Linked DNA regions of Homo sapiens: region 2 is linked to region 1. Evidence: chromatin contacts called from ENCODE Hi-C or POLR2A ChIA-PET data. All regions are on one chromosome and are shown on one strand. Each heading gives the region's core, a stretch centred on a gene start or an enhancer-like site at or near the end of the contact. The rest is flanking DNA. Distances are from core to core; before and after follow the strand shown. Region 1 has its middle 17 kb from the start of LINC02998. Region 2 has its middle 63 kb from the start of LINC02998.

Evidence for each region. A loop is a pair of places that touch in the nucleus more often than their neighbours do. ChIA-PET counts read pairs that join two places held with the same protein, here RNA polymerase II (POLR2A). Pooled maps may share reads with other maps.
Region 2: a loop to region 1 is called in a map of ascending aorta, with 2.0 times the contacts of the local background. The contact joins two enhancer-like sites. A Hi-C loop is called at or near these places in 2 of 168 maps with a recorded cell type or tissue (IMR-90 and ascending aorta), 1 of 37 single-sample maps with no recorded cell type and 10 of 50 pooled maps. POLR2A ChIA-PET finds 5 or more read pairs at or near these places in 1 of 52 experiments (activated CD4-positive, alpha-beta memory T cell).

The regions. Positions count from the first base shown.
Region 1 is chr5:54,758,380-54,764,059 of GRCh38, reverse strand. No RefSeq gene overlaps it. Among named protein-coding and RNA genes, the nearest start is that of LINC02998, 17 kb to the right of the region's middle. Within about 2 kb of position 2,764, at least 6 of the 41 ENCODE cell types and tissues checked have a DNase peak (open chromatin) inside an H3K27ac peak, as active enhancers do.
Region 2 is chr5:54,804,255-54,809,934 of GRCh38, reverse strand. No RefSeq gene overlaps it. Among named protein-coding and RNA genes, the nearest start is that of LINC02998, 63 kb to the right of the region's middle. Within about 2 kb of position 2,339, at least 2 of the 41 ENCODE cell types and tissues checked have a DNase peak (open chromatin) inside an H3K27ac peak, as active enhancers do.

The DNA.
Region 1 (5,680 bases), core at 1,515-4,014:
ATTCTACCTGGGAACACTTCCTAACAAATCACTTCTATGTGGTGTTTCTCAGCCTCTGCACTGTTGACATGTTGGTTGGGATAATCCTTTGTTGTGGGGAGCTGCCCTGTGCATGGTAGGATGTTTAGCAGCATTCCTGGGCTTTACCCATTAGATGCCAGTATCACCTCCCTTCCTCGCCCATGGTCATGACAATCAAAAACGTCTTCTGACAAGGCCCAATTTTGGCCCTGGGAGCCAAAATCTCCCCATTCAAGAATGACTGCTTGAATATTACAAATGTAGATCCTTAAGTTCTGAGAGGTGATAAAGTAGAAGACCTGGGATTAGAAGCTAAACTTCTTGATTCCCTGGCCACTGGCTATTTATTTATTTTTTGGTTTTTACTACACTTGTGTTTCCCAAACTTGTCAGATCGTAAGACTTATGTAAATGCCTTTAAATACAGAGTCCCAGATGCCCCTCCTAAATAATCTAATTCAGTAGGCCTGGTAGAGGGCACCTGGTCTGCAAGCCTCAGTGGTTCTCTTGATTAGGCAAGCTTGGGAAACTACACTAAAATCCTGATTCTCAGACTGTACTGTGGAAAGGACTCATTGCGCGAATGGTGTGGGGAGGGGAAGAGGGAGGGCAGTGAGGTAGTAGATGTATCAAATATAAATGTGTTTCCATAAAATGTAAATTTCTGGGCTTCATATTCTGAAATCTTGATAGTCTTAATAAAATTCCCAAGTTTTTCTGATATAAGTGGTCTGAAACAATTGTTATAATACTTTTCATTAAATTATGTTATTTTGTTAATGTACATGCAGAGTAGTGCCCTGTATCTATAGATATTTATTAAACACTTTCCCCCTCAGCTGACATCAAGATTTCTAATGAATGCATTTATAATACTCTATACTTCTCCTTTTTAGTACTTAATAATTTGTGTAATGTTGGTCTTCTTCAGTAACATATTCTGTAACTCAGGGCCTATCTCAGCCTTTATCCGGTTATATTCCTTAAGCCTAGAACTCTATCTGTGTGGAGTGAGTGTTCAATAAATGTGGCTGAGTAAATGACATCAGATATGAGGTAAATAGAATAATGACCCCCTCCCTGAAGATGTTTACATCTGAATCCCCGTGAATTTGAATATGCTCAATAGGAATATGTTATATTACACAGCAAGGGAGAATTAATGTTGCAGATTAAGGTCGCTAATCTGCTGACCTTAATATAAGGGAATTCTCCTAGATTATATACTGGTGGACTTTATAACAACAAAGGTCCATTGAAGTGGAAGAGGGAAGAAGAGGAGGTGAGAGCCAAAGAGAGATTTGAAGATGCTATGCCACCAACTTTGGAGATGGAGGAAGGAGCTACAAGCCAAGGAATGAGGGTAGTTTCTAAAAGGTGGAAAAAACAAGGAAATGGATTCTCCACTAGTGCCTCCAGGAAGAACACAGCCTTAGAGACACCTTGATTTTAGCTGAGGGAAACCAATTTAAGACTTCTGACATCTAGAACTATAAGAGAATACATTTGTGTTAAGCCTTTAAATTTGTAGTAATTCGTTTCAGCAGCAATAGGAAACTAATATAGATGGTAATGGAAATAATAGCTGACCTTTACCGCTATTCTTCCATCAGAGGCTTAGAAAGGCTTATGTGGCCAATGGCACACCATTAGCAAGTGTGGAGTTGGGCTGAAAACCTCTCAGATCCACACTCTGCCACACCAGTGCTATTGAATGTGGGCTGCGCAGACTGTTCCTGATCCATGTTGAAATAAATGCAGATATTGAGACTACATGTTGAGAAATGTCTCATGGTAATTCTTTCCTTTTTTACCATGTTCATTCTGATTTTGAAAGATAATTTTATATCTGTTAATCTATTAATTTTAAAATGGGGCTTCTTTTATATGTCATTTTTATTTCTTTTTTTAAAGTAATTCATTCTTATTATATTTTATAAAAATCTTGGTCCACATGAATTGGAAGAAAAAAACAAACAAACTGGTTCCTAATCACAGACTCTTGGAGAAGCTCTGCACAGACCATGATGCCAAGATTTGGGGTTGCGATGGGTCCTTGCCACTGGCTTTACTAATTCCCCCAAGTGGGCAGAAGTGAAGTCCCAATCCACAGTTGCTCAGGGCCTTCCTGTGGATGGGATGGGGGCAGAAGGCAGCCTGGTCCTAGCAGCCTTCTTCCCCCTGAAGACACAGCTTTCCTAGTTCCGCTTCCCAGTCACACTCCAAAGCCTCATCATTTCCACCTTCTCCCCTTTCTTTCAATAAAGGATACTTAAGGTTTATATTAACTTTTTCTTCTCTTTGGTCAATTTTTTTTCTATGAGAGTGCATGCCCCCCACATATTTCACATGGCCTGCATTTTTATGAATCCAAGAATAAATGCATTTTTGGCTAACAGCTAAGATGTATTTTTAGACTCATGGAGCTGTATTTTTGTCTTCTGGAGAACATAATTTGAAGCAGATGCAGTGGCATGTGGCACTCTTTAACTCTGCACCCAGTTTCAGATGTCCACCGGCAAACTGCATCCCTTCAAAAATATGTTAACACTTTAATGAAAACTGATGATCTCTCAATCTAGAGGGCTGAGCCATCCCTAGAACAATGACTGAGATCTTGCCTATTTATTCAAACTGCTTCAGGTCAGCTGTGTTGACCTTTGCTCTGCCTGGGACAGGGGCTTTTGCAATAGAGATGGTTGTTTAGCATGCACGTATGAATCACTGCCATTTCCTACCATTCCCAGTTCCAGGATGGAGCAAGACCACATCCCAGGGGAGCTTGTATGATAGACAGAGAAAGAACCCTACTAACCTATTCCACATATGGAATCTTCTACTTGTCAACAGTTAGATTTGGAAGCAACTTCTGTCATCATCTATTTCAACATCCTTATTCTAGAGCTATGCTCAATGATGCCATTTGAGTCTAATTCTACTTTGGACTTTTATTGCCTGAGTAGGTGTCGAAGAAGTTTTCTTGAACAAGTGAGTGAGTGAATGATGAATGAAATTGAGACCCAGAGAAGATAAATCTCTTGTCCAAGATAACAGAATTCAGAACATAACAGATTCATTTCCAAGCAGTCCAGCAAGATTGCTTCAGTACCAGTATAGAACTCCTAAAATTGTTCTGGTATGAGTCCAGACTCACCATTAGTTTTCTTCCAGATAGCTGAGGCTTAAATCTTAAAATGTCTAGGCTGGGTTTAACCTGCTCTGCCAGCAGGGATTCTATGCATTTTAAATCAAGAGGTTCCAGATCACAGCAGAAGAAAAAAGTTTCACAGGGGCAGAATGGCACAGCCTGTGTGAGCATTGTGAATCATCTCATTTCACCACAGGAAATAAAAGCTAGGTGGTGGAGGGCTGGTCATGGAAAACGCTCCAAGGCGAGGGTTATTTCAACTCTGCTGTGATTGGAGCTAGGCTAGCGTACTTACTCTTTCACAATAAAATAAAGAATAAAGTTAAGACAAATTTTAAAAAAATCTTGCAAGTGTTGCAGATTTGAGTACCTATTAGGATCAAAATTAAAGAGATGCCAACGGTGGCTAAACCCAAGCTTTCCTTTCTCTGACAATCATTTAGAGCTTAGGAAAAACTCCAGGCAGACTAAATGCAATGTAATTGAGATGTTGGCCTGTCAATATCTAACTGGGAAAATGACAGGCCTGGAAAGGTGATCATCAGTTTCACCAGGTAGATGGTAGATATGATGTTCACATCACATTCATGCTAAACAGAATGTGATATGAACAGAATGTGAATGAACAGAAGCTGTGATGTGGCACCAAGAGGCCCGCCACTGTCCAAGGAACTGCGCTGGCCAGCAGGTGACCTGCCTTCTCAGAGCATTGTTTTCTTCATATGCAAAGTGATGATGACAATATTTCCCTCAAAGAATTGTTATGACTAGGATTAGTAACTGTGTAGATATACATTAATAATCATGGCTAAAATTGTTCTAGCACTTACTACCTGCTAAGATGCTGTCCTGATTTTTTTTTTTAAATATAACTTATCTCAGAAGCAACTGTGGACAAATTATTTATCCTTCTGGCCTCTCCTTATTCTTACTTTATTAAAAACAAGCCCTTGGAAATTAATACTTTATCTGCATCACAGAGTTGTTATGAAGATTAAATAAGTTAATCTGTGAACGTGTTTTCTCAAGTGCATGGCCCATGTTAAATATTCAATGAATGTTAGCTATTATGATCCATTATATTATACTGCCCAGAGATAATTAAAAGGATACAATTAGACTTCCAATGAATATTATGTGCATGAGGAGGGGGAAGAAGAGGCTGTGTTGTCTGTGAGACATTTCACAGAAACAGATGTGTTGGTGACCTCTTAGTGTGTCCCATCATGTACACTTCCCCTGCTTCTCCCTTTTCCCTGCTCTGTGTCCAGGAAGGTCACCTGCATGGGCTATATCAAGAGGCTCCCTTTCTGTCTGTCTTCCTCTGTGCTCAGCAGATGCAGAGCCTGAGAAAAGAGGAAAGGAGGAAGGAGGGTGGAGTCAAGGCACTTATTCCCCTGCTTCTCCACTATAGGGCTCCTGCACGGTGGTTGATGCAGTTAATTTGGCGAGTGGTTATTACCATTTGGTGATTGAAGGTGGCTTCAAGTTTGGGCATCTGGAAAATAGTGGCAAATCCAGGGTGTGTTCCTTTGGGAAAAAAGATAGTAAATGACAAAATATTTCAGGACAATGGGAGCCTGGAGCTAGATATGAAGGACTACCACTTGGGACTGAAAGGGATCGTGGCAAACAAATGTTTATTTAAAAGTTTACCCAAATATCTAAAAATCTTCAAATTCCCCACACACACAAATTTTTTTTTTTTTTTTTTTTTGTTGTTGTTGTTGTTGAGACAGAGTCACACTTTGTCACCCAGGCTGGAGTGCAGTGGCATGATCTTGGCTCACTGGGCTCACTGCAACCTCTGCCTCCCAGATTCAAGCAATTCTTGTGCCTCAGCCTCGCGAGTAGCTGAGACTATAGGCGCACACCACCATGCTCTGCCAATTTCCCTCTCACAATTTTACCTTCCCGATAGAAATATTTCTATAACCATTTTTCGAGCATTTGTGTACACGTGCCCTCACCTTCCTTTACCTGTAGTTTTGCAAGAATTTCTTAGTTTAGCAATTATGATTCAGTTCTTTAACAAATAAGTTCTGCAAAATCACACAACCCATTTCTCAGTTTCTTAGAAAAAATAAAAAGATATAAAACAAAATAAGATAAAGTATATGATATTAGCTTTTATTTAATTTACTGTAAAATGTAGACTGTCATTTCATTTTGTGTAGTTCTAAAATCAATTTTAAACTTTTTTCAAAGGAAGGATTGAAAATAAAAGAAATAAGCAATACAAGTAAATTCCTTGAGGCCAACATAAGGTCTTCTTGGTTACCCTTTCAGGACCCATTCATTTGTTGGTCTCCAGCTCCTGAGCTTTTGCATCTGACAAAGTATCCCAAAGTCACTTTCTTAGAGCTGACCCCAGGACAGACAGTCATGAGCCTGGAACTTAGGGAGGGGAAAATCCCGGTTAGGTTGTATGGCAGGATGGCTACTTTTCTAATTATTCATTTATATTCTTTTCTATTGCTCCTGGATTTTTAGCTGGACTCCTGGTCACCT
Region 2 (5,680 bases), core at 1,090-3,589, 46 kb before region 1:
GCAATCTCTGAACATAAATTGTGAAGATTTCATGGACACTTATCACTTCCCCAATCAATACCCTTGCAATTTCCTATGCCTGTCTTTACTTTAATCTCCTAATCCCATCATCTTCTTAAGCTGAGGAGGATGTATGTCACCTCAGGACCCAGTGATGATTGCGTTAACTGCACAGATTGTTTGTAGAGCATGTGTGTTTGAACAACATGAAATCTGGGCACCTTGAAAAAAGAACAGGATAACAGCAATGTTCAGGGAACAAGGGAGATAACCTTAAACTCTGACTGCCAGTGAGCCAGGTGGAGCAGAGCCATATTTCTCTTCTTTCAAAAGCAAATGGGAGAAATATCACTGAATTTCTCAAGGAACATCCCTGAGAAAGAGAATGCATCCCTGAGGGGAGACCTCTGAAATGGCCACTTTGGGGATGGTAGTCTTTCATGGTCGTAGCTGAGGGATGAAATCAGCCCCCATCTCCCGTAGTGCTCCCAGGCTTATTAGGATGAGGAAATTCCTGCCTAGTAAATTTTGGTCAGACCGGTTGTCTGCTCTCAAACTCTGTCTCCTGATAAGATGTTATCAATGACAATGCGTGGCCGAAACTTCATTAGCAATTTTAATATTGCCCTGGTCCTGTGGTCCTGTGATCTTGCCCTGCCTCCATTTACCTTGTGATATCTTATTACCTTGTGAAGCGTGTGATCTCTGTGACCCACACCCTATTTGTACACTCCCTCCCCTTTTGAAAATCACTAATAAAAACTTGCTGGTTTTATGGCTCGGGGGCATCATGGAACCTGCTGACATGTGATGTCTCCTCTGGATACCCAGCTTTAAAATTTCTCTCTTTTGTACTGTGTCCCTTTATTTCTCAGACTGGCCGACACTTAGGGAAAATAGAAAAGAACCTATGTGAAATATTTGGGATGAATTTCGCCCGATACTATCGAGCTTGCTAATATGACTGACAGTGATCCCAAATTTGAAGTGACAGAGCCCCCTGTACATAGAAGGCTGGGATGAAGAGGGGTTCTACAGCACAGTGATAGAAGAGGCTACTGTATTCACTCAGAGGGGCATTGACCAAGGGTGGCTGGTATTCCACCCACAGGCGTGGGGATGCTGAATGACTTCTTCACTTTCTTGCTCAGGCCAGATCATGTACAGCCAGTGATATGTTATCTCCCCTTCACCATAGTGCCGCCTGACCCCTCACTTTTCCAAACATTTACACCAGGTGTTCCTTTATTTGTCACTGGAGACAACCTTGTAACCCCAGTTCTCTCTCAGGAAAAGCCTATGATTTCCTCAAGACTTGTGGCACAGACAGAAACTTTAGGGAAACTGACCCAGACCAGATGGCAGAAAGCAGATCCCTGGGGACAGCACAGTGGTGAAGAGCCCAGTGTGGATGGCAGAGTTTCTGCCATCAAGGTCATTTGGCCACCAGCCACCACTAATAGTCAGCTTTTGGGCACCCACACAGCCCAGAGAGAGCAGTTACCCTCTGATGGTCATCATACCCTTGGCTGCCGTGGTCTTCGTGCTGAAAGTGGCTGCAGTGGCCATGTGTGTCTGGTTGTTGAGCCAGAAGGTAGAAAAGGCAAAACCCCTTATCAAGCCCCAGACCAATCCGGAACACACAACCCCAAGTCATAGGCCACAAAGGAGCATAAAGTTCCCACTGTCACAGTGACACCCCTTCTGCAAAGCTCCAGCAGCCCCCCAGTCTGTCTTTTCAGGGCCCTGCAGTGTGAACAAATGTCTTCTCCAGTGGCCGAGCCAGTGGACAAATGTGCTGCTTGGGAGACATGGATGAACCTGGTCAAACTCTGCCGACAAACCAACCCAACACTGAAGCACAACCAGTACCGGGTGTAGATTGAGGGCTCGCATTTCTTACTGACCACCTACCATGTGTCAGGCACTGGGATAGGCATTGGGATATAAAGCAAATAAATGCTGGTTGGATCAACTGAGAAAAGTCAGGCCCTGCTAGTGATTCAATGTTCAATCCTAGCTCCATGGTTAGATGTTGCGGGGTGGTTGATTGTGACTTGTACAACACTCATGGGCTTTCTGCAATGGGCTCTGTGTGTCATCTTCTGGACCTGACTTTCTCAGTATACATCAGTTGGTCAATATTTAAACCCTTTACTAAGGTAGTACAGAACATGTTAGCCCCACTGAGAATGCTAGTATTAACCTGGGGCATAGAGTTAAAGGAGGAAAGCTTTGAATATTTTACACTGAGAATTCCCTCTGAGTGAGTCAGCAGGAAGTACAAGAACTATTTCAGCATGTAGAAGAGGTAATTTATCACATCAATGAGTATGTTTACGTAATGTTTTTCTGTAATGTCTTTTCCTCATTGGAGTCTCTAGGTTTGATTTCCTAGTGCAGGAAATGCCTCAGTGCTCTAGGTAGTGTTGGGACAGTCTGGCCCCTTTTGAAATTATCTACTGAATACATTGTGTTTCATCAGGAGGCTTTGTCTATTTTGATTTATAAAATCAAGCCTAGAAGAAACTATCATCAGAGTGAACAGGCAACCTACAACATGGGAGAAAATTTTCGCAACCTACTCATCTGACAAAGGGCTAATATCCAGAATCTACAATGAACTCAAACAAATTTACAAGAAAAAAACAAACAACCCCATCAAAAAGTGGGCGAAGGATATGAACAGACACTTCTCAAAAGAAGACATTTATGCAGCCAAAAAACACATGACAAAATGCTCATCATCACTGGCCATCAGAGAAATGCAAATCAAAACCACTATGAGATATCATCTCACACCAGTTAGAATGGCAATCATTAAAAAGTCAGGAAACAACAGGTGCTGGAGAGGATGTGGAGAAATAGGAACACTTTTACACTGTTGGTGGGACTGTAAACTAGTTCAACCATTGTGGAAGTCAGTGTGGCGATTCCTCAGGGATCTAGAACTAGAAATACCATTTGACCCAGCCATCCCATTACTGGGTATATACCCAAATGACTATAAATCATGCTGCTATAAAGACACATGCACACGTATGTTTATTGCGGCATTATTCACAATAGCAAAGACTTGGAACCAACCCAAATGTCCAACAATGATAGACTGGATGAAGAAAATGTGGCACATATACACCATGGAATACTGTGCAGCCATAAAAAATGATGAGTTCATGTCGTTTGTAGGGACATGGATGAAATTGGAAATCATCATTCTCAGTAAACTATCGCAAGAACAAAAAACCAAACACCGCATATTCTCACTCATAGGTGGGAATTGAACAATGAGATCACATGGACACAGGAAGGGGAATATCACACTCTGGGGACTGTGGTGGGGAGGGGGGAGGGGGGAGGGATAGCATTGGGAGATATACCTAATGCTAGATGATGAGTTAGTGGGTGCAGCGCACCAGCATGGCACATGTATACATATGTAACTAACCTGCACAATGTGCACATGTACCCTAAAACTTAAAGTATAATTAAAAAAAAAAAATCAAGCCTAGAATAGAAATATTATTTGAAGCCCTACGGGACAGAAAAGTTTGTTGAATGTTTTTACGATGCCTCAATTTGGCTTAACTTTACAATGAATTAAAATAATGGTCCAGGCCCAGTGGCTCATGCCTGTAATCTCAGCACTTTGGGAGGCCAAGGCGGGCAGATCGCTTGAGCCCAGGAGTTTGAGACCAGCCTGGACAACATAGTGAAACTCTATCTCTACAAAATAAGCAAGCAAACAAACAAACAAAAAAATTAACCAGGCATGGCGGCATGTGCCTATAGTCCCCAGCTGCTCTGGAGGCTGAGGTGGGTGGATCGCCTGAGCCTGGGAAGTTTGGGCTGAAGTGAGCTGTGATATACGAGATTCTGTCTCACAAAGAAAATAAATAAATAATGTAATAATGACAAATTTGTATTTGCATTGTCTAATTGAGCCTACTATTGGCCAAGTGAAGCTTCAGTTTCTGTAATTTTAAAATGAAGATATTAGTACTTGTATTAGGAATGCTTTGGGCTGCAAACCTGCAAGACATCCTCTATTAGTGGTTCAGGTTGGAGACTGGCAAGCTTTTTCTGTAAAGAGTCACATAGTAAATATTTTAGGCTTTGTAGGACATATATATATTCTGTCATACATTCTTCTTGCTTTGTTTCTTTTTAACAACCTTTTTTTAAAAAAAAGTAATTCTTAGTTATTGGACTTGGCCCACATACCATAGTTTGCCAATCATTGATGTAGGTAATAGATGTGTTGAATTATCTCAAGTAATGAACATGCTGGGGGTGGGCATTCTAAGACCGGTTCAGTAGTTCAAGAATGGCACCAAGGACTGAGCTCTTCTGTTCCTGCTGCTCTACCTTCCTTAAGCTGTTAACATTTCATTCTTTTATTTAATTCCTTGCAATTGTAAGATGTTTGCTAAAGCTCCAAGCAATACAACTACATTCGAAGGCAGGAATCATAGTGGAGGAGAGAGAGATAGAGGATGGCAAAATGGTTTTTTAAAAGAGTTTTTTAAATTTTTTTTTATTTTTAGTAGAGATGATATTTCACCATGTTGGCCAGACTTGTCTCAAACTCTTGACCTCAGGTGATCCTACACCTCGGCCTCCCAAATTGCTGAGATTGCAGGGGTGAGCCACCATGTCTGGCTGAGACTCTTCTATTATTATTATTATCATCATCATTTTTAATCTTGTAAGAGGAGTTTCTCCCTAAACTTTTGTTTTATGTCTCATTGTCTAGAAATGGGCAACATGACTTCCATCCCTTGACCAATCACTGGCAAAGGAAAATGGTGTCCTCATAACTGACAGTCTCTCCCAGGGCTGAGGGAGGAGTCTACCAACTCAGAGATCAATGGATCAGCCTACCATGTAATTAGGGAAGGATGGGGGGATAGCAATTCGATAGACAATGAATAGGTTCTATTAAAATACTCTTCAAATAGTGACATACTTGGGAACCAAAGATTTTGATCTTTCAAATCAGTGTCTTATATCTCCTTTTCATGTTTTAAGGATTTTTCTTGAAGCCAGAGGCCAGTTTTTCTCAATAGGGGTGGGAAGGCCGTGATGGGGGTGTGTGTGAGGGGAGACATGCCACCCAGAGTACATTTGGCAAAGGCTAGGGACATTTGTGGTTTTCAAAGCTGATAGGGGAAGGATATTTCTTGCATCTAGTGGGTAGAAGCCAAGGAGGCTGCCAAACATGCAAAAAGGCACAGAACAGCTCTCACAACAAAGAATTATCAGGTTGAAAATGCCAACAGTGCAGAGATTGAGAAACCCTGTTTAAGTCACAATGAAGAGTTTTCCTGTATAACCAATGAAGGATAAACTTATTACCAAGTCTAGGCAAAAAGTATATTCTAAAAACTTCATGGTAAAGTGAAAATCCCACGGTATATTTGAAACTCTGATTGGCTAGTGGTATACATGGACATTTAAAAAAGAGGATGTATTAAAAACCAAGCAAAACTTGACAGCAGGCTCATTTCTTCATATTACTCATCTAAGGAAAATATTTTGCCTTGTGTTAACAGGTGGAACACATCGGGAGAGTAAAAATGAGACAGAAAATTCACAAAGGTAAAGATGAGGTCAAAGTGTCCCCAGAAGTCTGATGCCTCTAATATGTTTCATATGGAAAAGGTTTTGTTCTCACCCC